Linked DNA regions of Mus musculus: all the other regions are linked to region 1. Evidence: chromatin loops called from intact Hi-C (ENCODE). Cell type or tissue: heart. All regions are shown on one strand. Each heading gives the region's core, and the rest is flanking DNA. Links, peaks and the distances in the headings are about the cores only. Region 1 holds the start of Cpeb1 (cytoplasmic polyadenylation element binding protein 1). Region 2 holds the start of Ramac (RNA guanine-7 methyltransferase activating subunit). Region 3 holds the start of 2900076A07Rik (RIKEN cDNA 2900076A07 gene). Region 4 has its middle 12 kb from the start of Gm42400.

Region 1 (7,392 bases), core at 3,122-5,621:
AAGAAGGATCTCTCAGTAGCACCCAGAGCTCACTGGTATGGTAGAGCCCCCAGCCAGCTTGCTCTGGAAATCCTGCCTTCACCTTCCCAGGATGGTATTACAGGCAGGATGCCACACTGATACAGTATTTGTGTGGGTCTGGGGGTCTTTCCACTTGCCTTGCAATCCCTTTAACTACTTAGGCATCCCCACAGACCTCTTCCCACAGTGTTTTCCTAAGTCTGAGCAGAGCCTAGTTCTCATTAATAGCTGGCAATTTGCCTTGGTTTCCTTCATAAGCTCTTTGGGAAAAAAGGACCCATCATATGGGGAATTCCCCAAATATTGCTGTACAGTTCAAAATAATATCCATTATACCTGGCTGGATAGAGGGCCTAGTGCTCTGACCCACTCCCAGCTTGGGAGATGACCCAGATGGCCATTGTAGAGGAGTAGGAACAGAAGAAACACAGCCTTGCTTCTTAAGTCACTTGTCTGCAGTATCTTGGGGATCCTGTTCACAGATTTTGGGGCCTGCCATATAACTGAGCAGCCAAGGGGGCTTGTTTCCAAGCCTCGTGACCTAAGTCTTCAGCCCCCGAGACCACCTGGCAGAAGGGAAGAATCAACTCCTTCCAGTCGTCTTCTGGTTTCCACACTTGTGCTGTGGCGCAATTCCCCCACCCCCATAGACTTAAATGTAAAACAAAAACGAATGTAACCACAATGCACAAAGCAATCTTTAACATTAAAAACCAAATTGGGATTCTGAGCACTCTGTGGTGAGTGTGCATTGTGGCACCACGGGCAGCTGACAGGGAATAGTGAGGATCAGCGCCTTCACACCTGTGACAAACCTGGTGGCCTTGCCTGATGCCTTCCCTGGTGAGGAGCAACAGGCATTCAACCATCATCTGTTCTTAAAAAAAAAAAAAAAAAAGGGATGAAATAAGTTTAGGAGCAATTGTCAATTGAAATGAAGTAACTATTTCCTGCAGGCCTTCTCAGAACCTTTACTATCCCAAGGGGGCTTGTGACCATCCCTCCCCCATAAGTGGGACAGAGCATGCACTGTTATTCAAGGTTGGTATTTATTATCTTGGGATACTTTTCTCACTGAGCATTATGTCTGAGTGGGTTGTGGAGAATAGCCTCCAGGTCTAGGTAGTTGAAATATAGTGCCACAGCTTTTGATCCTGTGACCAAGGCTCTAGCTTCTTTGTCTCTGTAACCCTGTCTCTTAAGTGCCTATCTGTTCAGAAGTATGCCAGAGTGAAATAGGTGTGGCCCTCCTGTTAGGGGAAGAGAACAAAAGCAGTCCCAGGGGCCAGCGCCGCATCTGGCTCTGGGGATTCGCCAGGCACTGTGGCACCAGACAGCAGCTGGAGCTGCTGACTTCAGGAGAGCTTGGGGGCCCTGGATTCTCCCCCCTCAGGAGTTCTGTTTTTATCACTGTTTTGTCTGAGATTGATCCACCAATTGAGAGCCACTTGAATGCTGGACTCAGACTCATTTTTACCTCTGAATCAGCTTTGATAGAGAATAGGGGCAAATTTCTAAGAACTATCAACACAGAAAGATTGGGAAATAGCTTTGGCTTGCTACATGGGCTTGAATCCCCAGCACCCACACAGAAACCCAACCCCAGGATCCCAGGGACTCATTGGTTAGCCAGACTAGCCAAAAAGTGACCTCCAGTTTCACTAAGACACAATTTTAAAAGGGGAAGTGGTGGTAGAGCCATGGAAGAAGACATCCAGTGTCAATTTCATGCCTCTGCATGAACACACATGCTCATGTGCACATAAATACACACAGCACACATACACAGTTATTTATTGATCTTGGGAAATTTTGCTCACAGAACATATTTTATTGACTGCATTGTGGAGAATAGAAGTTCTTAGATATCCAAACTATCTTAGATCTTTGAAGACCTTGATATTATTTCCAGCTTTAAATATTTTTCATAAAGCTTTAAACTATAGTGTGATCAAATTTATCATTTTCATTTTTTATTATTGTTTATAATTTGAAGAATTTGTCTATGGGCTGAGGCAATAAAAATGTCTCCTTCTAGGCCACATAGCATAGACTTATAACCCTATGAGTTTTACCTTAGGAGGTAAATGCAAGAGAGTCTCAGTTCAAGACTATCCTGGGCTACATGGTGAGACCCTGCCTCAAAAAACCAAAACAACAAATTAAAATATTTTTGGTTGTGAGTCTAGACTTTAACAAATTAAAAAAGATGTTCTCCTATATTCTTCTTTAAAATTCCAAAAACAACTTTTCACATTTATATATTTAACCTATTTCAATTTTACATTTATATATGATAAAAGTGAGGCTGATCCTCTGGACTTTAAAAAATTCATTACTCTGTGTGTGTATGTGCATGCACTTGCACATATAGACATGTATACCACACACATACACCCGGTAGGAGGATCAAGGACTCAGTCAGTTCAAAAAATGGGTGGGGTGAGGCAGGGCAAGATGGTTCACCAGGTAAAGACATTTGCTACCAAGCTTGATGACCTGAGCTCAAGCCCCATGACCCACAGAGTAGAAGGAGAGAGCTGCGAGTGTCTTCTGACCTCCACTTGTATCCATATCACACAAATAAATAATAGATGTAAAATATGAAAGGAAGCTGGAGATGCCAAAGGTTTTACTCTCATCAGACTATGAAAACAGAAAACGACAGGTCTGAGTTCTCCATTTGCCCCTGTTGGCAAGGGGTCCTTGAGGAAGTCACTTAATTGCCTTCTTTTGTAGTATACTGGGGGTTGACCCTGGAGTCTTGTATGTACTAGACAAGCACACCTATTGATTATATTCCCAACTCTACTCTTGAGTCTGGGGGTGTGGTGAGGGAATGTAGGGTAGGGGCACACAGGCTTACTAAGTTGTCCTCACAGGCTGGCTTTAAATTTGCAATCCTCCCTCCTGCCTCAGTCTCCCAAACAGCTGAAGCCAAGCATGTTCCTTCTTTGAACAGCAGCCTCTTTACCTATGAGTTAACAAGCAAAGCATTTAGAAGTGTGAGAAGTACACGCTTGAATGCCCAGAAAATACTCCACTCCTCCTGCCTTTGGCTAGGTTTAGGGACGGTGATTTAGCAGCAGAAATCTGTGTTCAAAGTTACTTTCTTATAGGCTGGGAGCTTGAAACTTTATATTTTTTCAGGTATCCATTCCCATAGGCCCTCAGGTGCCATTTCAAGTCTTAGATTCTTATCTTGTTTAACTTTGGGTCAGGGAGGACTGGATGTGAAGGATCACAAATTGGCAGCTACTAAGGTACATGGCGACCTTAAGATGAGATATTTTAGAGGTTTCTGATGCCTATCGGCTAACCTATTCCTTCCATTTAATTAATTAGTTAATTAATTAATTTATTTCCTTGAGGTAGACTTCCTTCAGACTGTAGTTCCTAACTGCCTTCGGATGCAAGGCACCCCTCCTTCTGCCTCATCTGTGATAGTATTGCAGTTATGGGCCTAAGCCACCATGGATGTCTTAGTCATAGATGCCATCGGTCTTTCCAGATATGCCTTGGGTCTTCAGAGCATCTCATACACCCTCACTTACAGTTCCCATGTTGTAGGCATCTAAGTGTGGCACCTCTCAGAATAGGAAGAGAAGAGAAGCAAGAAATACTAGGTTTGATTTATCAGGCCTATGCTGCCAAGATGGGGGTTGGGCTGCTCCTAAGGGGATGGGTTCTCCATACTGTAACCACCCTTTCTGCTTAGGACTTCAGTAACCCTTGGGAACGACCACAGAATGGAGACTAGCCAGCTGTCATTCAGCTCCCTCTGCACTTTAACTCCAGCATCTGTCCTCTTCCCCACCTTCTCCAAACACACTAGGCTAGGACCGTAGGCTTCCTTTCTTAATACCCTGGGCAGAAGCTTATACGTTCCTGCCTCACAAACCTGCCAGCAAGTTGGTAACAGCTTCTTCACCTGTCAGGAGGAACCTTGAGTATAATACGCGCTGAATAAAAAGTATAACATATAAAACACTTAGAAATGTTCAATAAGCTCTGTTCTCTTTCTTAACCAACCTAGTGGCTTATTTCCCACCTCCAACTCTCCAGCAACACCTTAAAAGAGACCTGGCAACTTCCAAGCTTGTTCACCTTTCCTCTAGTTTCCAGCTAGCTGCAGAATAAAAGCCCTTCAGAAACTGGGCTCGGGCTTCCCTCCTGTGGCACCAACACGCATTAGCTGGTCTTAGTCAGATTGAGCCTCTCAGTGCATTCCTCCCTCTCCGCCTTCCCTGGTCTGCAGCCCGGAATGCCATCTCCGCCTCTGCGCTCGCTTGGGCTTCCGGTCTGGTCCAGCCCTAGCTGGCCCATGACGCCTCTCGGAACAACAGCTTCGCTCACCCTGATCTCTTGCCCCGAATTTTGTCAGTAAAGCGTCCTGTCATTCTGGAGGGAGCGTCGGGAGCGGTTTCCCTGGGGAACTGCAATCCGAAGAGGATCACTGCTGTTTTCGGAACTTTCCCGAATCCCCTGACGCCTGCGCTCCGGGTTCCAGCTCGCTCCAGATGCAGTGGCAGTCGGTCTGAAGTGAGGGCGTGTCTGCTGCAGGTGGGGATGGGTGGAGGGGCTGGGTTCGGTGCCACCGGGGCTTCCACCCGAGAGGTCACTAGCAAAGGAGAGGCGTGGTTATACGTTTTTTTGGGGGGGGGGCGCACGTCACCGGCGCAGCGGGGCATCCCAGGGTCTTGTAAATCTGTAGGGAAACTGAGGCCCGCGGGAGAGTGAAATGGTCAGGGTCACCGGGCGAGGGACTTGCTCAGGCCTGAGCCCCCTCGGGCTCCGGGGAGGCAGTGGTGGTCTGTCTTGGCTCGAGCCTCAGAACTAACCCCCACCCCCCGTTCGGACCCCCAGGCCCAGGGTGGGCGGCGGAGCGCGGGTCTGGACGGCAGGAAGGAGCGCAGGGGGCGGGGGCGGGGACGAGGCCGGGCGGGGCCGACACAGGTGCTCCTCGTCAGGCCAGCGCCGCGGAGCTTTATAAGCCGCCGGGGTGCGGAGTCGTGCGCTGCTCGCTGCAAAAATAGTGCCCACGTGTGTGCGCGTCCCGCGCCGCACAGACCCGCCGGCCCGCGCGCCCGCCCGCCCGCCAGTCCCTTAGGGCCACGCCGGACCCCATGGCTTTCTCTCTGGTAAGAGCCGCCGGGGCGGGGCGGGGCCGGGCCGGGCGGGGCTGCTGTCCCCGCCGGCCGCCTCGGCTAACGGTCCGCGCGCAGTCTCGCCACTTCACAGGGCCCCCTCACCGCCGCCCGGGTTAGCGTCCCGGGCGGGGCGCCGGTCACATGCCCGCGGTCGTGGGCCTCGTGGAGCGGTGTGGGGCGCGCGGGGAGGGGCAGGGAGCTTCCTCGTGACTCAGGCCTTTGGGCTTAAAGGCGCCGCGGCCCTTCGGGGGCGACCGCCGGGGCCTCGGAGCTGCACTTGCACAACTCTCGGTGGCCTCGAACATACGTCCAGACAGGAGCCGGCCGCGCGGACGGGCGCCCGGACGCCAACACTTCCTTTTTCCGCAGCCGTCGCACGGGAGAGCTCGAGCGGCCGGCCGGCTGGCCGGCGGTGCCCGCGGCTCCCGTCTCTCTCTTTCCTTCTCTCTCTCTCCCCGAGAGTCGCCTTGGCGTCCCGCAGGAGGCAGGGGCTGGCGGCTCGCTGCGGGCGGCGCAGCAGCGAGCCGCGGAGACCCCCTCAGGCTGGGGCGGCGCAGGGGGAGACGCGCCACGACGGCGCTGACATGGCTCCTTTAAAGCCGAGGTCTCGGGCCCCTCGTGCGGGCCGCGCTCTTTCCAAGCCCGGGGAAGTCACGTGGCTTCACACGTTCGATTGCTCCCGGAGCCCTAGCCCCGAGGGTGGACCGGGCCAGGTGAGGTCGCACGTGCGTGTGACCGGGCTTCGAGGGCTGTCCCCGGGAGCCTCGCGGGGCTGGGGGGCGCGGGCCCGGAGGGGAGGAGGAGTTGAGCAGCCCGCGAGGGGGCGCAGGCGGGAAGCCAGCTAGTCCTCGGCGGCGTCCGCTTGCCTCACTCGGGCGGCCTGGCGGGACGCACTCATGTGGCCTCGAGGGTGTCGCTCAGCGTTTCTCAGCCAGCAAGGCCAGGTGTCCAAATTCGGGGGTGTCGGGTTGCAGATGGGCTCGCGTGGCCTCCAGCCCTGACCTCTGGTTTGGGGGAGCGGAGGCTGGACGCTGGGCGGGTAGGGCTGACAAGGCTGCTTCACTGGGGGCCTAGACGCAACGGGGTGTGTGTGGGGGGAGGCCCATGCCTAGGCAGGGGGACCCATGTCAGCAAAGAGCGTCCTCGGTGGGCAGCGCAGGCCACCCGTGTGGGTTGCTGTGCGGTTCCAGCCTCTCACGGTCACGAGCCTCATTTCCAGGGGGCTCTGCAAGGCCACGGTTCCTGCAAAGTGGCCCGCAACACCAGAAAGCACGGAGCACCTGGGCTCCAGGGTCCTATGCAGCCTCGTTCTGTGCAGCCTCGCAGGCGTTAGTTAGCACCGTGCTCTGTAGTGGCACTTTGTGCCTTGCAGGCTGACTCTGCCCTGCCCTCAGATAGAATTAAGCCTGTGGAAATGTCGGAAGCACCGGAGACCTGGAATAGCCTGGGGCTGCCAGCCTCAGGCCGCCCCATCCCCCACCGCGGCCTCCAGGCCCGACTCTGATGAACGCATTTCTCTGGCAACTGCTTCCTTTGGTCTCCCTGGCTACCGGGCTGCCTCCCCACTCTCTTCTGGCACCTGGGTAAACTGCTGGGCTGCGTCATTTGCTGGGGCCAGTGGGTCGAGTTTAGTGTTCTGGAAAGGCACGCGTGTACCAGCTTTCTCCAGGCCACCTCTTAGGTGATTCGGGCCACGTGTACCAGTGGAGACTTTGATGAGGCGAGTTTCCACTTTCGCATGCTCTTTTTGAGTGTAAGGACACAAGATCTTCTTTTCTTCTTTTCTTTTCTTTTCTTTTTTTTTTTAAACAACAGAAAAATACAACAGGCAAAACAAGACAAGAAGTTCAAGATTGTTTTCCCTGTATGTAGAAAGGAATGGACCGCCGACTTTGAACGTACACTGGGGCTGTAGCCTGTTAGGAGCCCCTAAGGACAGTAGTGTTCAAGAGTCACCACTTACCGTTTACCCTTTCTTGTAAGATCTTGCCTGGAACTCACGGGGCATTTTCTGTAGCGTTTACCATGTCCCACCCTCTTACTTCTCACAGTTATCTAAATTTGAGTCATTTGGCACTGCCTGCTCTGTTTAATGAAAGTTGACAAGTGTAGAGGTAAGTCAGCTTTGTAGTATAAAAACACTTGCTCCCCTCCCAATGATTGTTTTACAGACAGCTTCCCTGGCAGAGGCCCCCCAGTGTGGAAGGGAGGCTGTGTCAGC
Region 2 (7,392 bases), core at 2,550-5,049, 310 kb before region 1:
CCTGTAAGACTGTGGACCTGAGTTTGCTCTCCAGCACATGTATGAAAAGCCAGGCCCAGTGGTATAGGCTTAGAATCCCAGTGCTGGGGAAGGAGACATGGGTAGATCCCTGGAACTTGCTGGCTGGCTAGCCAGCCTAGCTAAATGGCAAGCCCCAGGTTTCAGTGAAAGAACCCAGTTCAAAAATCAAGGTACACAGCTCCCGAAGAATGAGCCTGAAGTGGACATCTGGCTTCCACATGCACCCCCACACGCTTACACACATAACAAGAAGCATAAGGGAGACAGATATGATGTAAACATAAAGGGAGAAGCAGAAGACATCAAGAAATAAAATTAGAGAGGTAATCCAGGGACAAATTGTGAAAAATGTTTATCTAATGCAAATACTTTTGTATCTTGATAGGCAATGGGAATTATGTGTGACTTAAGAAGGGAAGATCCAATCTACTGTCCTGTGCAGTAATGCATACCTGTAACCAGGAAGCAGAGACAGGAGGAACTGCAGGCCGACCTGGTTTACAGTTAATTCCAGGCCAGCAAAGGCCATTAACAAAAATAAAAAGAAGATCCAATATACTATTTAGAAGGACTAGGTAGAGACTAGTGAAATTAAACTATAAAGGCAGATTGCTGTTAATATAGATAACACACTGAAAGGTTAATGTGAGGTAGTAACTAAGAGCAATTTTAAAAGAATTCCAGGAAGAAATAGTCACCAACAAGAAGATATGGAAGGAGAAATTCTCAGGCTTCCTGCAAGTGATTACACACATTATAGTGCCACAGGAACTTCTAGAAAGGTAAGAGTACAATGAATTTAAAGAAAGCTATGGCACACATCAAAGTGTCAATTCAGTTAACAGAGAGTAAGAGATGAAGATGAACACGAACAATGTTTTTGGTACACACACAGAAGCCAACTAGAAAAGATTACCATACAAGGTAAGGGACTAAAGAATAGTTGATATTGGCAAACCAGACAATGGCATAAAGAACCAAAAAGAGAACTGGATTCAGATATCAGGTGACTGTTTTATAGTAGTAGGAATTGAAGCAGACCTGCAAATGACTGAGAAATTAACTATAAAATGAGAAATTGGAATTTTAAAGAATCTCGAATAATTGCATCAGTAGCTGTAATCACAGCACTCGGGAGGCTAAAACATAAGAATTTTGAGTTTGAGACCAAATTAGATTATAAAGGAAGACCCTGTCTTTTGCCAGGTGCCTTTGGCACATGCCTTTAATTCCAACATTCCAGAGGCAGTGGCAGGCAGATCTCTAAGTTCAAAGCCCTTCTGGTCTATATAGAATAAGTTCCAGGACAAAAAAAAAAAAAAAAAAAAAAAAAAACCCTCCAGCCCCCACTAGCCCCAATCAAAGGTGAATAAAGAAAAAGGGGAAGCTGGGTACAGCTTCCTAAGTGTATACCTGTAGTTTGGATACTGATATTACTTGAACCCAGGAGTCTGAAGCCAACCCAAGCAACTGGCATTTAGATGCATGGCTATTAAAAGTTATGGGTAACTATTTTATAATTTAATGCAATGTATTATTACTCCAGATACTGTGAGAAATGAGAAACATCTAACAATAATAAGATAGATACTGTCTAATGGATATAAAAAGTATAATCTGGGCTGGTAGATAGAGGTGCTTGTGGCCAAGGCTAAGAACCTTAGTTCAAACTTCAGGTCCCATCTGGCAGAAACAGAGAACAGACTCCCTCCCACAAGTTGTCCTCTGACCTTCACATGTGTACCATGACAAACAAACGCACACACAATGAATGTAATACAGATTTAAAAATAGGAATCTCTAATCTTCTACCTAAGGGAAAAGATTTTGCTTAACTTGCAGGTCTAATTCTCAAGAAACCAGAGAGTTCACTTTTATTCTTCATCTCAGATCTTGAAACTGCAGAATTCTACAGGTAGTTCCCACTTCCCAGGCGTCTGTGATCAAGAACTGCTACTGTTGAGCTTTGCCATCCCCTAGCTTTCCTAACTCAAACTTCGTGTTTCTGCTGAATGCCTCCAAGTTTCTAAACCTGGTAGGGAAAATGGCCCATGTTGTAGACCTACCATTCCTGGGCCTGAGGCAGAAGGATCAACTGAGCCTAGAAGTACAAAACCAGCTTTGGCAAAGAGAAAGGACCAAAACCTATTTTATGATTTGAGGTGTATTTAACATCATGCTAAAAACTTAAAACCACATCTTCCCCGATATCCTCAAGTCATTTTTCCTTTCTAATCACACTTTCAAGGACGCTTTGGATGGGCTACTTAACTGGAAGATAGCTTCTTCATTGTCCTGTCTTTCCTCAAAATAGGTAAAGCATTTATAACAGTACTGCCCTTATTCCAACCAAATTCAACTACAATTGCTCATTAAGTTCAAGAAACAGTACTTGGACATTTTACCTTTCAGGCTACTACTTAACTTCTACCTTATTTATTACACCTCCTTGTGCCTGGTATTGGCAAACTAGTATTAAATACCAAAAACCAAATGAGTTTAGAATAAATCCAACTAGGTTGAGGGTAGTGACACATGCCTTTCATCCCAGCACTTGGGAGGAAGAGTCAGGTGGATTTCTGTGAGTCTGAGGCTAGGCTGGTCTATAGAGTATGTTCCAGGACAGCCAGAGCGATGTAGAGAGACACTGTCTCAAAATAAGACAAGGAAAACTCCCAACTAATTAAAAGTGTCCACAATTCCAAACTACCCACAGAAGCCACTAGAAGAATGCCCCATTCCCAATTAAGACAGACATTCACAAGGCAAGGAAAAGGCACAATTTATTCTATTTTCCCCATACCCTACCACATAGGTATCTTCATACTTATTCATGAGAATGGAATTGAAACAAAACCTTAATGCAAGCTTTACTTAACCCAAGGATTTGAGACAACTATATTGTTTAATGTTTAGGTTGATTAAATATGGGCTGAGGCCAACACTACCAAAAGACAAGAGAATGTGGAAGAGGGAAAAGTCAAGAGGCCTTAACAAAGAACTACAGGCAACCAAGGAATGCGGAGAGCAAGAGAAATAGTCTTCTCAAGGGAAGAGCACACCAACTGGTTCTCTAATGCCATATTTGATTAGCCCCGAAAACACACGCATAAGTAACAATATATGAACTGAGCAGGTTGTATATATCTACATATTACTAAAGAGACTATGAATTTGAAAGAGCTGAGGGGATAAAGGGAGGGTCTAAAGGGAGGAAAGGGAAAAATGTTATTATGATGTAAAAATATACAATACATATGTATAATAATCACATAAAGCACAATTACATAATATATAAAATATAATTATATAATAAACATATAAAAGAAATAATAGAATAAATAATATTAAGAAAATACGGCTGGGGGGAAGGGGGTCTTGGAAGAAACCTCAAAAGATGAGGGAAGTGTCAGAGAGATAGCTCAGTGGTCGAGAGCGCTCACTACCCTTCCGATGGACCACAGATCAGATCGCAGCACCCACGCTGCTCTCAGCTGCCTGTAATATAGCTCCAGGGGAACAGACGCCCTCTTCCGGCCTCTGCGGGCGCCAGCACACGCAACCCGCAGACAGACAGACACACAACCCGCAGACAGACAATTCTTCCCCACCCCGCAAAGGCGTGCGTGGGCAGAGGAGCTGTGCACACACACGTCTCGATCTGAGTGGGCAGGATTAGAGACCCAAGGATCTCAGTCCTAGCAGCCTACGAGGAAACTCGAGCTTCCACGGAGGAACTCGGAGAGGCGACGACCCTCGTCGCCTCGGTCGTCACCAGCTACAAGCTAGGTCAGGCACGGGCAACCAGGGGCCGCGCGCTCTCTGTCGCTGCGGCCGACAGCCTTCCTGGCACTTGGATCCCACCAACCTCCTCACCACATAGAGAACCGCACAGAGCTTTGCCTGCGGTCGGCCGACCCTGGCTCGGCTGCTCTCCAGAGCGGAGCCCCGAGCACGGAGCAGGATGACTGACTAACCACTGCGCATCCCAGCCCGCCAGCCGACGCGCGGCTGACGACGGCCGGGACAAAGCGGCTCCTTCCAGAACTGCCGTCAGGAGCCGAGCTGCGGAGAAAGAGGCTCCGAGGGGCAGCGACCTCCGGCCTCTCGCACTTTCCGGCCCCAGGCCCCCATCACCTCCGCCGCCCCGGGTGGGAGATTCATCCGCCATGTGCGGTACTCACCCTTCATGGGACGCACTGGAGACCTCGGGCGTCCACACCGCCGCACCCCACCCGGCTCTCCAAGGTAAACAAACGCTCAGGAATCCCTCAACCACCCGACTTCCGCTTCCGGAGCGTGTAAGGCGGAGTCTCGTGCCAAGTCTCTCGAGATCTAGAAATCCTCGCTTCCCCCTCCCCCCCCGCCACGCCCCTCACATTCGAACCTTGGCGCGGCCCTAGGGAAGCTCCGCAGGGTCGAGCAAAGTGGCGATGGTGGGCAGTGCGGTCATTCGCAGCCAGTGCCTGGTGACCGTCGGGGAGAGGATATCGTCATGTATAAAATCCCTCGAACTGGCAGTGCCTGGTGCACTGGTACGGGAAGTCTGAGAGTAGGACTAGGAGGGAAGGCTGCTTGTCAATGGAGACCCCAAAGCCGGAGCCCGGGCGGCGGGGCGGAGGAGCAGACGAGACTGCTCTGCTTGGGCGATGCCCACCCGGTTCTTAGCCGGCCTGGGCAGTAAGGCTCCTGCGCACCGTTGTCTATGTGTGTTTGCAGAGACGAACCCACGCCTCCACTGCCCGTATTCCGCTCGCTCCCGAAGTCTCCGCTCTTCTCGGTTGTTTGCAAGTGTGGCAATGCCAGCTGTTGACTAGCCACTTTTCTCAGATTGCTCCCCGGACCTTGCCCTCCTCTTGGGAATACGATCAGCCTGGAAAGTTTAGTGTCAAAATGGGATACCTTAGGGCTGGAGAGGATAAGAACACTTACTGCTCTTCTTGGAGCCCTGAGTTCAATCCCCAGCAACCACATGGTGGCTCACAGCCATCTGTAATGGGATCTGATGCCCTCTTCTGGTGTGTCTGGAAACAACTATAGTGTACTCATAAATAAAATAAAGCTAAAAAAAGAATACCTTTTCTTTCCACGCCCTGGTCAGATGTCTCGTTCTGTTATTTGGTCCTTGTGACTCTGGTTTTCATCCATTCCCATCCCCACTGACTCCTCATCCAAGTTCTCTCTACACTCCCTGAACAGAGCACCGATGCCCTTCTTCCTAAGTCACTGCCCCTCACCAGCATATCACCAGACAACTGCCGTAGTTATAGTCATATTCAAGCACAACTGGGATGCAAGATATTCAATAACTCCTTGCTGCCAAGGCCAACAATCTTAATTTGGATTCAAAATTCTATTTTCTGATATTTCTCTTTCATTCCCTCACAGTAAAGCAGACCAAATGCAGTAGTTCACGAATACTCATTATGTTTTTATAGCTTGCCAGTGTTCCCTTATGCTTAGAATATTGCCACTCCCCTACACACACACACCCCACCACCTCACCACCACCACGACCTCCAGATGTTGACATTGATATTACATCCATTCTCTAAGACTTTACAGGGAATGAGTTTTACTTCTGCTGGGTTCCACAGTACCTTCAGAACTTTATGTGTTAATACCATTTTCTACCTGTTTATACACACCTTTAATTTGTACATCACACTAGTATATAACACCGTACATAACTCAGTACTAGTATATAACTCGGTACCTACTTGTGGGATGAACAGTGGAACTATGTTCTAAACTATCCACGCCATAGTTTAGAAACACCAATGTAACAAAAATAGGCCAGTGCTGATGTGGGGATGCAGGTCACAGAAACAGTCATTACTAAATAGGCGATGGAAGACGAACAGGCGTGGAAAACGGAGACGAATCCACTTCTTCGGGCCTCAGAGTTGGCACTGGAGGACTTTCAGTTCCATTTGATTGAACTAGTTAAGAGCACGAAGTGATAAAGAGCACAGTGGTGATGGACACCCAACCCTAGGGCGGTGGAGGGGGATGATGGGTTCAAGGTCACCCTCAGCTACATGAGACTGTCTTTAAAAAAATTCCCTGGTTTAATAGTTCATCATAAAGTAGCAATGCTATGTGTGATAACCACTGCATAACAGAATTACATGTTTATAAATAGTCTTTTTTCTAATTTATTTATTTTTACTAGGTATTTTCTTCATTTACATTTCCAATGCTATCCCAAAAGTCCCCCATACTCTCCCCCACTCCCCTACCCACCCACTCCCACTTCTTGGCCCTGGCATTCCCTGTACTGAGGCATATAAAGTTTGCACGACCAATGGGCCTCTCTTTCCCCTGATGACCAACTAGGCCATCTTCTGATACATATGCAGCTAGAGACACGAGCTCCGGGGGTACTGGTTAGTTCATATTGTTGTTCCACCTATAGGGTTGCAGACCCCTTTAGCTCCTTGGGTACTTTATCTAGCTCCTCCAATGGGGGCCCTGTGATCCATCCAATCGCTGTCTGTGAGCATCCACTTCTGTGTTTGCTAGGCCCCAGCATAGCCTCACAAGAGACAGCTATATCTGGGTCCTTTCAGCAAAATCTTGCTAGTGTATGCAATGGTGTCAGCGTTTGGTGGCTGATTATGGGATGGATTCCCGGGTATGGCAGTCTCTAGATGGTCCATCCTTTCGTCTCAGCTCCAAACTTTGTCTCTGTAACTCCTTCCATGGGTGTTTTGTTCCCAATTCTAAGAAGGGGCAAAGTGTCCACACTCTGGTCTTTGTTCTTCTTGAGTTTCATGTGTTTTGCAAATTGTATCTTGTATCTTGGGTATTCTAAGTTTCTGGGCTAATATCCACTTATCAGTGAGTACATATCACGTGAGTTCTTTTGTGATTGGGTTACCTCACTCAGGATGATGTCTTCCAGGTCCATCCATTTGCCTAGGAATTTCATAAATTAATTCTTTTTATAGCTGATTAGTACTCCATTGTGTAAATGTACCAAATTTTCTGTATCCATTCCTCTGTTGAGGGGCATCTGGGTTCTTTCCAGCTTCTGGCTATTATAAATAAGGCTGCTACGAACATAGTGGAGCATGTGTCCTTCTTACCAGTTGGAACATCTTCTGGATATATACCCAAGAGAGGTATTGCGGGATCCTCTGGTAGTACTATGTCCAATTTTCTGAGGAACTGCCAGGCTGATTTCCAGAGTGGTTGTACAAGCTTGCAATCCCACCAACAATGGAGGAGTGTTCCTCTTTCTCCACATCCTCGCCAGCATCTGCTGTCACCTGAATTTTTGATCTTAGCCATTCTGACTGGTGTGAGATGGAATCTCAGGGTTGTTTTGATTTGCATTTCTCTGATGATTAAGGATGCTGAACATCT
Region 3 (7,392 bases), core at 2,802-5,301, 67 kb before region 1:
AGTTCCAGGACAGCCAGGGCTACACAGAGAAACCCTGTCTCGAAAAACAAAACAAACAAACAAAAAAACAAGATAAAGATCATGGGTTCTCCCCTCCTCCCCAACTTTGATCAAACTCAGGGCTTTGTCCACACCAGGTACCGGCCATACCAGAGCTACATCCAATATGAGAAAATTTAAACAACCTATGAGCATGACAACTCTAATCAGTAATAGGCATGTGTTTTTGTATACTTACCTATTAACTCAAAACTCATGGGCATTCTAAACAGAGAAAGGAAGTAGATGCAGAACAGCAATAGCCTGCAGGTTCCTGGCAGGAGGTGAGACACAGACCAAGAGAATGGGAAGATATGGAAACTACTGATCATTGCTCCATGTTCTAATCAATGAATGGTAAGTCTGGAGAAGTAGGTCTGAGCCAGTTACTTAAGACAACAAAAGCCATGAAGGCTGGGCTACAGCTCACTGGTAGTACACTTATCTAGCATGTTTGAGGCCCTGGAATCAATTCCAAGAGTAGCAGGCAACAGGATTTCTAAAGGAAACACAAAATGTAAACCCATTTGTATTCTTGTGTCCACAATTATACAGCTTCTAGAGGTGTGTGTGATGTGTGTGCATTTCGTATAATTGCATTTACAGGTGACACTGCTGCCCATGTCACAATTTCAACAGTGACACTTACTTATAAAACAAAAAGTTATTTTTATAACATTTGGATAAAGCCACTTAAAACCAGAGCCTGGTGCATGCTAACTGAACACTCCAGCACTGACCTATATTCCCAGCCTTTGTACCCTTTATTTGGAGACAAGGTCTCTCTCAGTTATCCAGACAGTTCTTTTTCTTTTTCTTTCTTTTAAAGGTTTATTTTATGTATATGAGTACACTGTTGCTATCTTCAGACACACCAGAAGAGGGCGTCAGATCCCATTACAGATGGTTGTGAGCCACCATGTGGTTGCTGGGAATTGAACTCAGGTCCTCTGGAAGAGCAGTCAGTGCTCTTAGCCACTGAGCCATCTCTCTAGCCCCAGACAGCTCTTGAACTGCCATCCTCCTGATATAACTTCAGGAACACTGGACCTCAGGTCTGTATTGTCAGGCTTGGAAGGAAAGCACTTATGCTTACAATATGCTTCCTATGGGAGCCTCTGAAAGCCTTCCGATGTTAAGTAAGGTCAAAATATTTTCCATCAAAACAAGAGAGTGACAAACAGCAGAGTTTAGAATCCACAAAATATGTGGAGACATTGACCACTGTCAAAACTACTGGGGTGTGTGCCCTTTATTCTTATCCTTAAAACATGTTTCAGACCTCATTTTCTTTTCTTGTGTGTGGGGGCGGGGAGGGGGAGGGTTTCTCTGTGTAACCTTGGCTGTCCTGGAACTTGCTCTGTAGACCCAGGTAGCCTTGAACTCACAGAGATCTACCTGCCTCTGTCTCCCAAATGCTGGGATTAAAGGCAGGGGTAGCCATCACTTGGCTAGCTTTCATTTTCTAATAGCTCAAATATTAATAGCCTATAAATGTTCTTTTGAGCTCTCAATAATTTTAAGGGTATCTTGGGAGCAAAGATTTTGAAATTTGTTTACAGGTAGTACTTAGGGATCCCCCACAGTGAACACCTAACTGAATGGTTCCTTATTATTAAGGTCTTTTGTCATTGATGCTGATAATGTTTCTGTGTTTGCTAATATACAGTTACCTTTTTGGACCTCTTAGGCTCCCTTCCTTGACAGGTTTCCACTGTCCTACATGTTTCCACTGTAGTATAAGAAAGATAATAGCAATAACTCAGGGTCCACTTGAGCTGGCAGCATTAATGCAGGGCAAACCTAAAGCTACACAAGCACCAGATGTCATATTACCTACAAACAGACAGACAGACAGACAGACAGACAGAGAGAGACTGATTACAGTGAACTTTACAGCATCTCTCCTCGACTTGTAGGCAACTTACAAATTCTTTATAGTGAATTTCCCATAAAGAGGCTAGGGTAAAGTTCTACAGGTTGCCAGCACAAAGCCATAGTGAGCGCACAAATAAGTATTCCGCTACAAGCTTTCTAGGGGGAGCTCAGATCTTGCTTAAGACCCCCAGGGTTTTCTATGCAATAACAGGCAATAGGTAAGGAAGATTCCCATGTTTGCCTTCTGTTGCTACACAGTACACCGGGAACGGCAGACACGGCAAACTCATCTCCATCGAGAGCAGCACTTCTCAACCTTCCCAATGCTGTGACTTTAATACCCTCATGTTGTGGTGACCCCAACATACAATTATTTTTGTTGCTACTTCATAACTGTAATTTTGCTACTGTTTTGAATTGTAATGTAATGTCTGTATTTCCAGTGGTCTTAGGTGACCCCTTAGGTGAAAGGGTCATTTGATCCCAAAGGGGTTGTGACCCACGGTTGTGACCCACTGATCTACAGGGTCAAACATGTTGATGGCTGACGAATGACTTTCCTTTGGTGGACTCACACCTTATCTAAGCTTTATATATATGTATGTTCGTGTCTTTGTGAGTGAATGACATATGTGTGTGGTGCTCAAGGAGGCCAGAATAGTGTGTTGGACTCCTTGGGTCCTGAGGTACAAGTGATTTGATATAGGTGCTGGGAACCAAACTCAGAGCCTCTGGAAGTGCCACAAATGCTCTTAACTACTAAGCCATCAGGCTAGTATCTAAGTGCACCTCACTACTGTCTTCACTCCTTCAATTTTCCAACCTCCTACCCATCCACGCACACCATCAGAAAGCAATATAAAAACTCCTTTGTACAAGAATTCTATGGGATTTTAGAATCTGTCCTCAACAAACCATGCAACTTTCCACCGCCTCCTTGCTGCCCTTTTCTAACATTAAATGCCTTTGCTGACACATTCAAGAAACTTAAAAATCACCCACTGCGTGTGCATGTGCTCACGGGCGCTAAAATTACTGCAACAGGTGATTCCTCCCTCAGGCAAGAGTCATCGATTCGGAATGCCTGGATTTACAGAGCCAATATTCAACAGCTCTGTGCATGTGAATATGTGTTTGTATGTGTGCATGTATGTACGTACGTATGTGTGTGTGCTTAATTTAACTTCAGTCTGTGTGACCGCGTATTTCTCCTTCCATATCTACCCACCATTCCGTGGGCTAGCAACCCTCTTTGAAAAAGATGGAGAAAAAACAAACACAGAGAAGGAAGATCGATAGCCGGGCAGCTTACCCATCTCTTCTCCCATTCCTGGGACGCCTGCCACGTCAGCCACTTACCTGGACACCATAGTCACCCGCCGCACAAGGTGGCCAAATACTGGGTCAACTTGGCGAGACAAAAGCCGCTAGCATCAGGTGTCAGGCTCTCGGTCATAATTTCTCCCTCCTTCCGGTGGAAAATGAGTCCACTTCCGGCTTCTTAGCCGTAGGGAGGAAGTTCCACGTCAGGCACCGCGCGGCGCGGCTGGGCTTGGCTCTTCCCAGTGCGCATGCTCAGAGCGAGTCCTCTGCTGCTTAGCGTCTAGCTGCGTGGCGTCTGGATCGTGGGAGACTCGGGGGCCGGCTTGTAGCTCCTGGGTGGGTGTGGAGAGCTGCCGCATTGTTTTGAGTATGCTATTCTCTGCTCCCCTGGCAGGCGGCATCCTGGGGACTGAAGTACGCCGTCCCGCCCCTGCGACACTCCTCTGCGTTCTTGTGCTACCCAGCCCTGGCTGTTAAGCTTCTCAGTGTTCTTCATTCTTGCCACCCTGCTTATAGAGAGCAAAGCGTGCACTGCACCTCAGTAACCTTTACTCAGTCGCTCTCTTGACTCCCCCTGGTTGCAAGCCCATGCATATTCATCCAGGAAAGGACCAAGAGCTTCCTAGCCTTGATCATGGGTCTAGGAAGATAAGTAAAATCACTTTTGGATAAATTTCCTGAGGATAGACCTCAAATGTTGAGAGACTAAAACAAAAGACATTTGACATTTGCGCCTTGGTAGAGGTAGGCTTCCTCTGTCATTTTGAATATGATATCTTTGCCTTACTTAGTTTCTGGTGATCGCTAAAAATCCTGTGTGTGCTTTGACTTGAGGCAGCATGGCCCTACTCTGTTGTCAAACTTTGTTCTCCTTATTTCTGCTTATTGCTGTGTTTTACAAGGACATCCATCCTGTTGGATTAAAAAGCCCAGCTTATTCCAGTTCACATTGTGAGGCTGCAGAAAAGACTTAAGATTTCAGGGGCGGCAATTACTGAGCACCCTAGTAAGCTGCCAGAGTTCTCCAGGAATGTGCAAACCAAATGCTAAAGTAAACTAAAAGTAAGCAGGTTTAGAACAATGAGTTCAGAGTTCATTTGGATGCTGCGAGTTTGAGGTCAGAATTTGAAGCAAAAAGAACAAAATAAGAAACATAGGTGTAATGAAAGGACCTTACATGCAGTCCAAACATACAAGGCTTTTGGATTTAATATACAAAATCAGGAGCAAAAATGTTACCTTGTTTATCAGCTTGAGCCAAATCTACTTCATTTCTCTTACTCATTTAAGATGTAACTTTTCTGGGCATGGTAGCACACTACTTTAATACCAGCCTTCAGGGTTCAACACCAGACTGGTCTACGTGGAGAGTTCCAAGCCAGCCAGAGCTATACAGTGAGAAGCAGAAAGGAGAAGGAGGAGGAAGGAAGGAAGGACGGACAGAGAGCCAGGGCTACAGAGTGAGACCATTACACTCACTTTCTAGGCTTGGCCTGTGCTTTTCTCACCCTGGCATAGGTACACACGGGCATAGGCACACACTGGGCATAGGCACACACTGGGCACAGGCACACACTGGCTCCTTTGCCTGGTACAGGGCATCAAGTTGCACATACTTTACTTGCCTGATTTGCTGTCATGGATGCTGTATTTTATTTATTTATTTATTTATTTATTTATTTATTTATTTATTGTATATGAGTATGAGTACATGGTAGCTGTCTTCAGACACACCAGAAGAGGGCATCAGAGCCCATTACAGAGCAGTCAGTGCTCTTAACCACTGAGCCATCTCTCCACCCCAACGAACACTGTATTTTAACATAAGAAAGCGCTCAGATCATTTACCAGCACCAGTGTCTTAATAGCTAAACCCAGCAAAGATAGCTCAAGAGAAAACTCGGAGTTAAACTCACCAAAAGACAAAGCTCTTGACAGATCACTAAGCCTACCGAGTAGTCTATCCAGATAGACTTAAAAAAAAGAAAGGTTTCCCCAGAAGTGTTTAACGTTTAAAAACCTATCACTGCAATTCATTGTGTTAATAATTTAGGAGTTTAATACTACACAATTATCTGAAAGGTTAACATTTAAAAATCCAGTTTCTATTTAGCGAAATGAGAATAGATAGTAATTTAATGAAAAGCTTTTAGCAGAAGCCTACTGTAAACATGAAACTTAATAGCTATTGTCACAGGGAACAGTAACATGTGAAAATCCATTTTCACTTCTAATATTCAACAGGATGGTAGGTTTTCTACCCAGAGCGATACAAAAAGGGCAGAATCATTAGGAAAGAAATAAAAATATAATTTTCATTTGATTCTCTTTCTAAAAAGATTATAGTGTTAAACTATTAAAAGGTTTAGCAAAGGTTAATTGTTTGTAGGTTCATGGGCTCAAAGGTTAATTGTTAAAGCTTGTGATCTACCAGTAACAAAGTGTGAGAAAGTAGAGCCCCTCAGGTCGGTGAGATGGCAGGTGGCAAGTGTCTTAACTTATTAAACCATCTCTCTGACCCCAGGTGACATTTATGCTGTTGATGCCTCAAAAGAAGTGGCTGGGGAGTTAATATTTTCTGCTATCATTTGTGACATTATTCTCCACTGATGAAATGAAATCAAATTAAAGTATAAAGGCAGGTTTATTGGGGTCAGCTGTTGGGGGAGTTCACTGACCACACAGGAGAGGACCAGTGAATTCACTAATGGTGAGGGAGACAGGGGGGAGAGGAAAGAGAAAGAGAGAAAGAGCAAGCAGAGAGAGAGTGAGAGGCCAAACTGTCTAGATATATAAGGAAGAGCTTCAGGGGGAGGGGCAGCCCAGCCCCTGGGCTAGAAAGTTCAGGGCAGAGGGCAGGGTATGCCAGACCTACGCTGCAACCGGTAGGGACTGAGGGATGCTGGGAGAACCTGGAGGCTAGGTCTACTTATGCACCTCAGCTGCTTGTCCTGGGTCTGAATCCCAAGAATGTGATCATTTGAGTTTTTTCCTCTTTCTTAGCCCTGGTTGTCCTGGAATTCCCTGTGTAAATCAGACGGGCCTGGACCTCATAGAGATCTTCCTGCATCCGTCTCCTGAGTGCTGGGGTCAAAGATGTGTTTCACCACACCCAGCTCATATAACATGTTTAGTTTTTGTAATGGTTTTGCTTCCTCTTTTGTTGTTTCTCTAATGTCTTTTTTGTTTACTTCTATTTAAAAATTTTTATTACATTTATTTATGTATTTGTTGGGAAGGGGGCTCAAGTGTCTGGAAGTCAGAGGACAATTTACAGGAGTCAGTTCTCTTGTTCCACCATGGCAGTCCTGGGGACCAAGTTCCTGTTGTCAGGCTTGGCCACATGTACCTTTAACCACCAAAGTCATCTCACAAGGACTATGCTTGTCTGCTTGGTTGATTGGTTGGTTGACTTATTTGAGACAGGGTTTCACTGTGATTCTCACTCAGTCTGGCCTTAACCTTCTGGTTCTTCTGTGCTAGGATTACTGATCTATGCCTCCACACTCAGCTAATACTTCTTAGTAAGAGTCTAAGATGGTTACCTTTCTTCTGGGATCTGTTACATTACCCTGCTGTTTTTAGTTGCGAATTTGCTTCCAAATACAACCTCATTTATGTTCTTATTTTAATGCATTGTTGTTGTCTGTTCCATTGCTCTTTAGGTTGTAATTAGATTTTGTTTGTTTGTTTGTTTTAGAGACAGGGTTTCTTTGTGTAGCCCTGGCTGTCCTGGAACTAGCTCTGTAGACCAGGCTGGCCTTGAACTTAGAAATCTGCTTGCCTCTGCCTCCCAAGTGCTGGGATTAAAGGCATGTGCCACCACTGCCTGGTTCATAATTAAATAAAAAAAAATTAGAGCACATTGAACTTCACAGAAGGGCGGGAGAGGCACAGAGACTCTGCTCCGTGCACGTCACTTTCATGCTAGCATACCACTACCCATAGGACCACTCTTTCTGCATTCTGTGGGTTTTGATAACTATACAACAACCTGTATCAGAGCTTACAGAGTATTTTCATTGCTTAAGATACCTTTGTGCTATGCCCAGTTTCCCTGACTTTTCCCCAAACCATGACATCTTCACCCTTTGAATAGCTTTGTTTTTCAGAATGTTACAACCATACAGCATTGTAACCTTTTTATAGAGT
Region 4 (7,392 bases), core at 1,991-4,490, 290 kb before region 1:
ATATGTATCTGAGTGTATGTACCCATGCACATGGATATCCATGGAGGCCAGAAGAGTTTGCTGGCTTCCCTTGCAGCTGGGGCTGAAGGTGGTGGGGAGCCATCTGACAAGAGTACTGAGAGCCAAGCTTAAGTCTTCTTCAAGAGCAGAAGTTATCTCTCTAGCCCTATCATTAAATACTTGAAGTAAAACTTTAGTTAGTTATGTCTGTTGGTGAGTATTAATTGGAAAAAAATGAAGTAATGGAAATTACACTACAACTAGTTTTCCTTTGGTGTCAGGAGAGACAATGTCAACTCAATGCTGTCATTTTTTAAAGAGCAGTAATAAGAATACTTCCAATTGAGGCTAGATAAGGCAGCCCAGTTAGGGAAAAGGGATCCAATGGCAGGTAACAGAGTCAGAGACAGCCCCTGCTCCAGTTCTTAGGAGCTCCACATGAAGACCTAGCTGTACATCTGTCGTATATGTGTACAGGCTCTATGTCCTTCCCATGATGGGGGGAGGGGAGGGGAGATGGAGGGAGTGGGAGGAGAGGAAGAGAAGAAGTCATGATCAGGATGCAAAGTAAATTAATTAATTAATGAAAAAAAGAATATTTCCTAGAGAGAATGAGAATATGATTAGCTGCCATGTCAGGAAAAATGTAGTTAAGACAGTCTACCATTCTACTTGTAATCTCAGTACAGTGTTAGGGGTGGTGGCTGAGGCAGGGGATTGCCATAAGTTCTAGAACAGCTTGGCAATAAAGTGAGTTAGAGGCCAGCCTTGGCTGCAGAACAAGACCCTCTCTGAAAACAAAACCGTTTTTAACCTGCTATAATGATTTGCCTAATTTTTATTGTAAGATTGGTCTTATTTACACTTGATAAGCAGCAGATACTCGATTTTTCTAGTTTTTTTTCTTTTGCAGGAATAAAAATTCAGGAACATGGATGTATCTTCACATTGTTATTACATGGTTTCTTGCTATTTTTAGTAACATTAATGAAGCTTAAAAATAAAGGAAACCTGGGAGACATGGGAACCCAGGATAATCTCTGCAAGGCAAGGCGGGAGTGGGCATTTAGTTCTACTTGTATTTCCTTCTTACATTGTTTGCAGCTTAGCTATCTTTGAAGAGCAAAGGAGGTGCGTGTGATGTCATAGTGTTAGCCTGGTAACAAACGTCAAGTTGCCAAACTTACCAGAAGACATCCTCAGGAAGTATTCAGATACCTAAGGACTATGAAGAAGACATTCCAAATATCCATGCAGTGTATATATTGTTATAACAAAGTCTTACAGCTAAAACCAAAGCTTTAAAGCTGATAGACATTCCAAGATGCTTTCAATTATATTTTATCTACCTCAGAAGTGTTCTTAAGCCAAAGATAGGAGATATTCAGAAAGTCTAGAATATTTTTGTAGTTTTTCTTTCTACATAACATTTCCATTAGGAACAATCTAATTCCAGTCCTGGTTATTTTTAATATAATAATATAAATCAACAGTCTTAAATATTTTTAATATTTTAAATATTTTTAAATATCAGTTTCACCCTAGAAACATATACAATAAAGGCATATCTCAGAATATATGCCTCAAATTTATATAACTGGATCTAACCAGTTAGCTTTTCTATTTAGTTTTCTAAAATAATAAATAATTTGAAACTTATAAAAACTAGAATAATTATGATATCTGTCTTAGTTTGGGTTTCTGTTGCTATGATAAACACCATGACCAAAGCAACTTGGTGAGGAAAGGGTTTCTTTCAGTTTACAGTTATAATCCGTCATCCAGGGAAGTCTGGGCTGGAAGCTGGAGGCAGGAACTGAAGCTAAGGCCATGAGAAGTGCCTCGTCATGGCTTGCTCTCAGCTTGCTTTCTTATACCATTAGTCCTATCTGCCTAGGAATGGCACCACCCATAGTAGGTAGGGCCCTTCAACATCAGTCATTAGTCAAGAAAATGGAAGCATTTTCTCAATTATGCTTCCCTCTTCCCAGATGTGTCTAAATCTGTATGGGAGTTGACAAAACCCAGCTAGTATAGTAGCATATAGGAAATCCTAATTTATAAAAGAAATTTATACAGTGTCATTATCTATATTATGCTACTACTATAAGTGAATGAACTCATACATTCACTCCAAAGTACCAATATTGAGATTTATGAAACATATATGTTGAGAAGACAAAAAATCCACAAGTACTAGAAAATGTCGGCAATATAACTTTTTTCTTAAATGACTAAAAATTCCTTTTATATTATATGATGAATTTTATTGGATCAAGAAGCTTTCAAATTTGCGATTCCATCTTATACCTGACAGAATAGCAACGATCAATAATACAAATTAACAGGTTATGTTGGTGAGGATGTGGAGCAAGGGGAACACCCCTCCATTGCTGGTGGGAGTGCAAACTTTATTAGCCATTATGGGAATCAATATAACAGTTTCTCAGAAAGTTGGGAATCCATCCACCCCAAGACCCAGCTATACCAACCACTCCTGGACATATACCCAAAGGATACCATGCCCTAAGGACACTTGTTCAACTATGTTCATAGCAGCCTTATTCATAATAGCCAGAAACTGGAAGCAACCCACATGTCCCTCAACTGAAGAATGGATAAAGAAAACGGGGTGCATTTACACAGTGGAGTACTATTTAGCTATTAGAAAACTTACGTTGTGAACTTTTCGGGCAAATGGATGGAACTAGAAAAAGTCATCCTGAGGGAGACTACCCAGACCCAGAAAGACCAACACGGGCTCTGCTCACTTATAAGTGGATATTAGCTGCTAAGTGAAGGAGAATCATGCTGCAGCCCACAGATCCAGAGGCTAAGTAACAAGAAGGGCTCTAAGGGGACACATGCATCTCACGCGACACAGAGATAGACTTTTTCCAGTGGCACGGGGGGGGGGGGGGGGAGGAACAGCAGATACCCGATTGGGAAGGGAGGGATGGAGAGAGAGAGCTGGGAGAGAAGCCTGGAATGGGGAGGCACTTAGAGGGTCATGTGGAAACCTAGTGCAGAGGAAACTCCCTGGAACCTCTGAGGGTGACCCTAGTGAGGCCTTACAGTAATGGAGAACATGGAGCCTGAAGCGGTCATCTTCTGTAACCAGGCAAGGATTCCAGTGGTGGGACTGGGACATACCACTTCAACCCATACAAAACCTTCAACCCAAAACCTGTCTTGCCTGCAAGTTGTGCTAAGGCATTGGTGACTCAGAGCTTGTGGGAGTGGCCAACCAATGACTGGCCTAACCAGGCCCAAACCAGGAGAGGGAGCCCACGCCTGACACATTCTCTTGACATTGTTATATGTGTTAGTGATTGAAATAGTCAATCGCTGTTCCACTCAACTGGAGGACTGAGTTTAAACCCCGCAGGCCAAATAAAATTGCTTCTAGTTGTAAAGAGAAGGCTGGCTTTTGTTATTGTCTTTAAAAACCCTGAAGTTTGTATGTCTGACGTGTGTACTATAAAAAATAGCACTAGATTTTTTGCAGAGTCTCATATTTGTGACAGAGTATGCTACCAAATGTTTCTGGTTAAAGCTTTTAGATTCTGTTTAAGAGCCCCAGAAACCATTTTGACTCATATTGCAGGCTAGACAAGTATGTCTTTATCAACATTTCGTCACTTAGTGCTGCTGTAACTTTTAGACAGCAGTAAGCTCTAGGTGGCGTCAGCATGTTCACTATCAGGTTTAATCAGCCGTGTTTGTTGCAACATATGTCATGATTATGATCGGTACCATAGCATCAATGGATGAGACACCACCTATAACTGGTTGGTTATTTTCTGGCACATAAACAAGAAAGGTAAACATAGTTTTAGCCAGACATTATGGCACATGCCTATAATCCCAAAAGTTGGAGAGTGGAGGCAAGAGGGTCAGAAGTTCCAGTCATCCTTTGCCATCGAGTGAATTTGAGGCCAGCCTGAGCTACATAAGACCCTGTTGCTCCCCCACCCTTCCCAAATCAGAAACACACATGCCAACTAACAAACCAAGACCCCAGGTAAATGATCACCATAGATCAAAGAAAGGTTCAGCATCCTGCCAGCTTCTGGGTAGAGACTGTCTCAGAGCTTCTGGTTTATAGCTACGTCCTTTGACAAGGACAAACAAGGAGTTTGTTGCATTAAAAGACTTAGAAATTCTTCCTCTGACATTAGATGCTTTCTTTCAGAGTTATTTTCATTAACCTAGGCTATCTCAGCCGTATATGAATCAACTTTTGCATTTCTGAATTCATCTAAAGCACTATTACAGATCATGGCTTTGGTGACACACAGCCTTTTCGTTTCTTTCGGAGGGGGATTAGCGGCGGCGTTGGGATCTCACTGCTAGATTCGCTGCCTCACTTCAGTGGATTTTTCCTGAGCTCCAGGAACTCAGGTAATTAAGCGATGACTCTTTCAATAGTGTGATGTTTGTTTGGGGGAATGCATGAATTTTGGCTTTGTGGACATTGGAATTGTGGTTAGCATCTCTACGATGCCAGTTGTTTTCTGATGATCAGACTGAGGCGCAGACTAACTGTGTTTTGCTCGGGTTCTGCACCGGTGGCTCTCCATCTCCCGCTGCTGTCAGACGCATTACAGGCTCGCCCAGCCCTGTAAGTACACCACTTTGGACATCACAACACTCACAGCTACTGAGGCTCTTTGTAGCATTTTCCTCTAATTCAAGAACTGCATCTTTTTCAGGAATATAGACTCCCATTCTGAGCACAGCTTTCTGAAAGATGTCCTTATTGTAACTTGTATAAAGAATTATAAATTCTTTCTACAAATTGTTTTGAAGATTGCTTGAATTCATAATCTGCCTCTGAAAGCAAACCTTCTTATAGCAAGGACTTTCTAATATACTAAATGGATCAATAAATTCCAAGCAAATGGTGCTTGGTAAGGAGTTTTTTTAATCGTCAGATGTAATTATCCAAGCAGGTTGATGTTAACAAAGTGGCACAAAATTACCAGTTAACTTGAAAATAGATTCTCTTTGAAGTCCACGTGGAAAATGGCAGCTTCATTTACCCTGAGGTGCGGCTCATCTGACTGAAGCTCTGATTTTCCTGTAAACACAATTTCAATTTAGGAGCTCTAGCTACCCCTTCGTGGGGCCTCTACGAGGAAACCAAAACCCCACCACCTCTCTGCCAAGTCCGTCTGACTTTAACCAGCCGTTGTCACGCACAGTGAGGGCTCACTCGTTTTCTTGTCTCCATATTTTCAGGACTGTCATCATTTTTGTGTGGGGTAGGAACCAGGTTCATTTTCATTCCTCTTACAAGGCATGCTAAACAGAAAATTCCAGAATGGCTTGTCACATTTCCCTTACATTACCCTGCCTCCTGCCACCAACAAGCAGCCATTTCCTTGCCCAATGGAATTTAAATTACCATATGTTTTGTTTTTAGGTTTTTTTAAAAAGCAAAATTGTAAAATAGAAAATCCTATGAAAATGATCCACCAGGTCATTTCTGGTTGTTAAGAGATATTCTGTTTATCTTTAAAAGACCTCTCTTTGTTTTATTCTGTTTTAGTATTTTTATGAATTTGAAATTTTCATACAATGTATTGTAATCATTCCTACCTCAGCTCCCTCCTGCATGTGTCCCAGATCCACCAGCCAGCGGAGTCCCCACTTTATGTTCATGGGCTCTAACTGGTGCCACCCATACACTCCTGGGGTGGGGCTGTTGACTGGAGTGTGGCCAATCCACAAAAACATTGGATAATCCTCTTTTTTAAACTTAATTTTATTTTATTTTACTTATTATATGTAAGTACACTGTAGCTGTCTTCAGATCTCATTATGGATGGTTGTGAGCCACCATGTGGTTGCTGGGATTTGATCTCAGGACCTCCGGAAGAGCAGTCAGTGCTCTTAACTGCTGAGTCATCTCACCAGCCCCCTGGATAATCCTCTTAAAGGACATTGACTCTCCCTCCTCTAGAAGGCATCAGCTGTCCACAGCTCCTCAGTTGAGATGAGGTCATGAACTTCGTGCTTGGTCATGTTGATTGGCCTGATCTTGCGCAGGTCTTAGGCAGGCTACCATAGAGTTTCAGGAATTCATCTTTGCAATATAATACATAAAATTGAACTCCTTAGCTATTCTTACACGCAGTTCAGTGACATTAAACATTTCACATTGTACAACCATCATTTTCAGAACTTTTTTACTTTCTTCCTGAATTGAAACTCTGTGCCAGTGGAACACTAACTTCCCATCTCCCTTTTTCCCTAACCTTTTACAACCAGAATTCTGTTTTCTCTTCCTATGAATCTGACCATCCTTGGCATCTCTATTAAGTGGACTCATTTTTTAGTTTCCTTTTGGTGACTGTCTTAGTTCATGTCAACATGATTTCTTTAAGAATCATTCACACTGTAGCATGTATCAGCACACCTTTCCTTTTTAAAAGTTAAATAACATTTCATTGTGGGCTTATGCTATGTTTCTATGTTTTACTTAACTTGGGCTGTCTCTGCAGGTTATGTAGACACAGGTAACCATTTGAGTCCTTACTATTAAAGTTTATGGGCTTATACCTAAACTTGGAAATTCTGGGTCAAATGGTAAATTTATTATAGATAAATGAATGAATGAATGAATGAATGTTTTAAAAAACAGGAAAGAAGCTGAGTGGTAGCAGCATGTGCCTTTATTGCCAGCCTTTATTGGGAGGCAGAGGCAGGTGATTCTCTGAGTTCGAGGCCAGCCTGATCTACAGAGGGAGTTCCAGGACAGCCAGGGCTACATAGAGAAACCCTGTTTAAACAAATCTAACCAACCAATCAAACAAACAAAAACAGGAAAGAGAGAGAAGAAAGTTCTCGGGCCTCCATGCCACCCTGGGCCTCACAGCATGGTATCAGAGAACAGCACACAGAATTTGAAGAGGTTGTTCCTCCTGCAAGGACACCTGGTGAGAGAAAGGCACCTTTTGAATGCCTTTTGCTATGTAGAGAAATGTTACTGGTTAATGTTTTGAGGAACTAGTGTAATGTTTTCCCTCGTAGCATTTTCCTTTCCCACCAACAGGATTGGATTTTGTCAACTCAATGCAAAGCTAGACATATCTGAGAATTGGGAATTTTAATTAAGAAAATGCCTTCATAAGTTTGTCCTGTGCATTTTCTAGATTAATGAATGGTGCACTAGGGTCCTTCCTGAGTTGTACAAGAAAGCAGGCTGAGCAAGCCGAGGAGAGCAAGGCAGTAAGCAGCATTCCTTCATGGTCTCTGCTTCATTACTGCCGTTAAGTCGTTTTCTTGAGTACCCACTGTGACTTCTTCAGTGATGGAGTGTCGCCTGAGAGTTATAAGATAAAAATTTTTTCTCCCCAGCTACATTTGGTTGTGGTGTTTTATCAT

The links. Peaks named below come from ENCODE experiments on the same cell type or tissue, not always from the same donor. Only the 100,000 strongest peaks of a DNase experiment are listed, where the experiment ranks them.
Region 2: a loop joins it to region 1, with 2.0 times the contacts of the local background. A loop is called at or near these places in 5 of 42 quality-filtered maps.
Region 3: it touches region 1 in a loop (2.2-fold over the local background); 6 of 42 quality-filtered maps call a loop at or near these places.
Region 4: it touches region 1 in a loop (4-fold over the local background); 2 of 42 quality-filtered maps call a loop at or near these places.

The regions. Positions count from the first base shown.
Region 1 is chr7:81,452,404-81,459,795 of GRCm38, reverse strand. It overlaps Cpeb1 (cytoplasmic polyadenylation element binding protein 1), which reads left to right and starts at 5,038. Exons shown (of 12, transcript NM_007755.5): 1 at 5,038-5,162. The coding sequence starts at 5,148. In heart, for the core only: a CTCF peak has its summit at 4,200 (motif pointing left); DNase peaks (open chromatin) are centred at 4,305 and 5,265; H3K4me3 peaks cover 1,544 bases; H3K27ac peaks cover 1,361 bases; H3K27me3 peaks cover 2,500 bases.
Region 2 is chr7:81,759,870-81,767,261 of GRCm38, reverse strand. It overlaps Ramac (RNA guanine-7 methyltransferase activating subunit), which reads right to left and starts at 4,309. Exons shown (of 3, transcript NM_025997.2): 1 at 4,206-4,309. In heart, for the core only: CTCF peaks have their summits at 3,549 (motif pointing left) and 5,023 (motif pointing left); a DNase peak (open chromatin) is centred at 4,321; H3K4me3 peaks cover 1,753 bases; H3K27ac peaks cover 1,624 bases.
Region 3 is chr7:81,519,561-81,526,952 of GRCm38, reverse strand. It overlaps 2900076A07Rik (RIKEN cDNA 2900076A07 gene), which reads right to left and starts at 3,403. Exons shown (of 4, transcript NR_160675.1): 1 at 3,277-3,403. In heart, for the core only: a CTCF peak has its summit at 3,800; a DNase peak (open chromatin) is centred at 3,482; H3K4me3 peaks cover 1,470 bases; H3K27ac peaks cover 1,574 bases.
Region 4 is chr7:81,740,224-81,747,615 of GRCm38, reverse strand. It overlaps the pseudogene Gm18806. Among named protein-coding and RNA genes, the nearest start is that of Gm42400, 12 kb to the right of the region's middle. In heart, for the core only: a CTCF peak has its summit at 3,279 (motif pointing right); no DNase peak of the experiment used is centred there.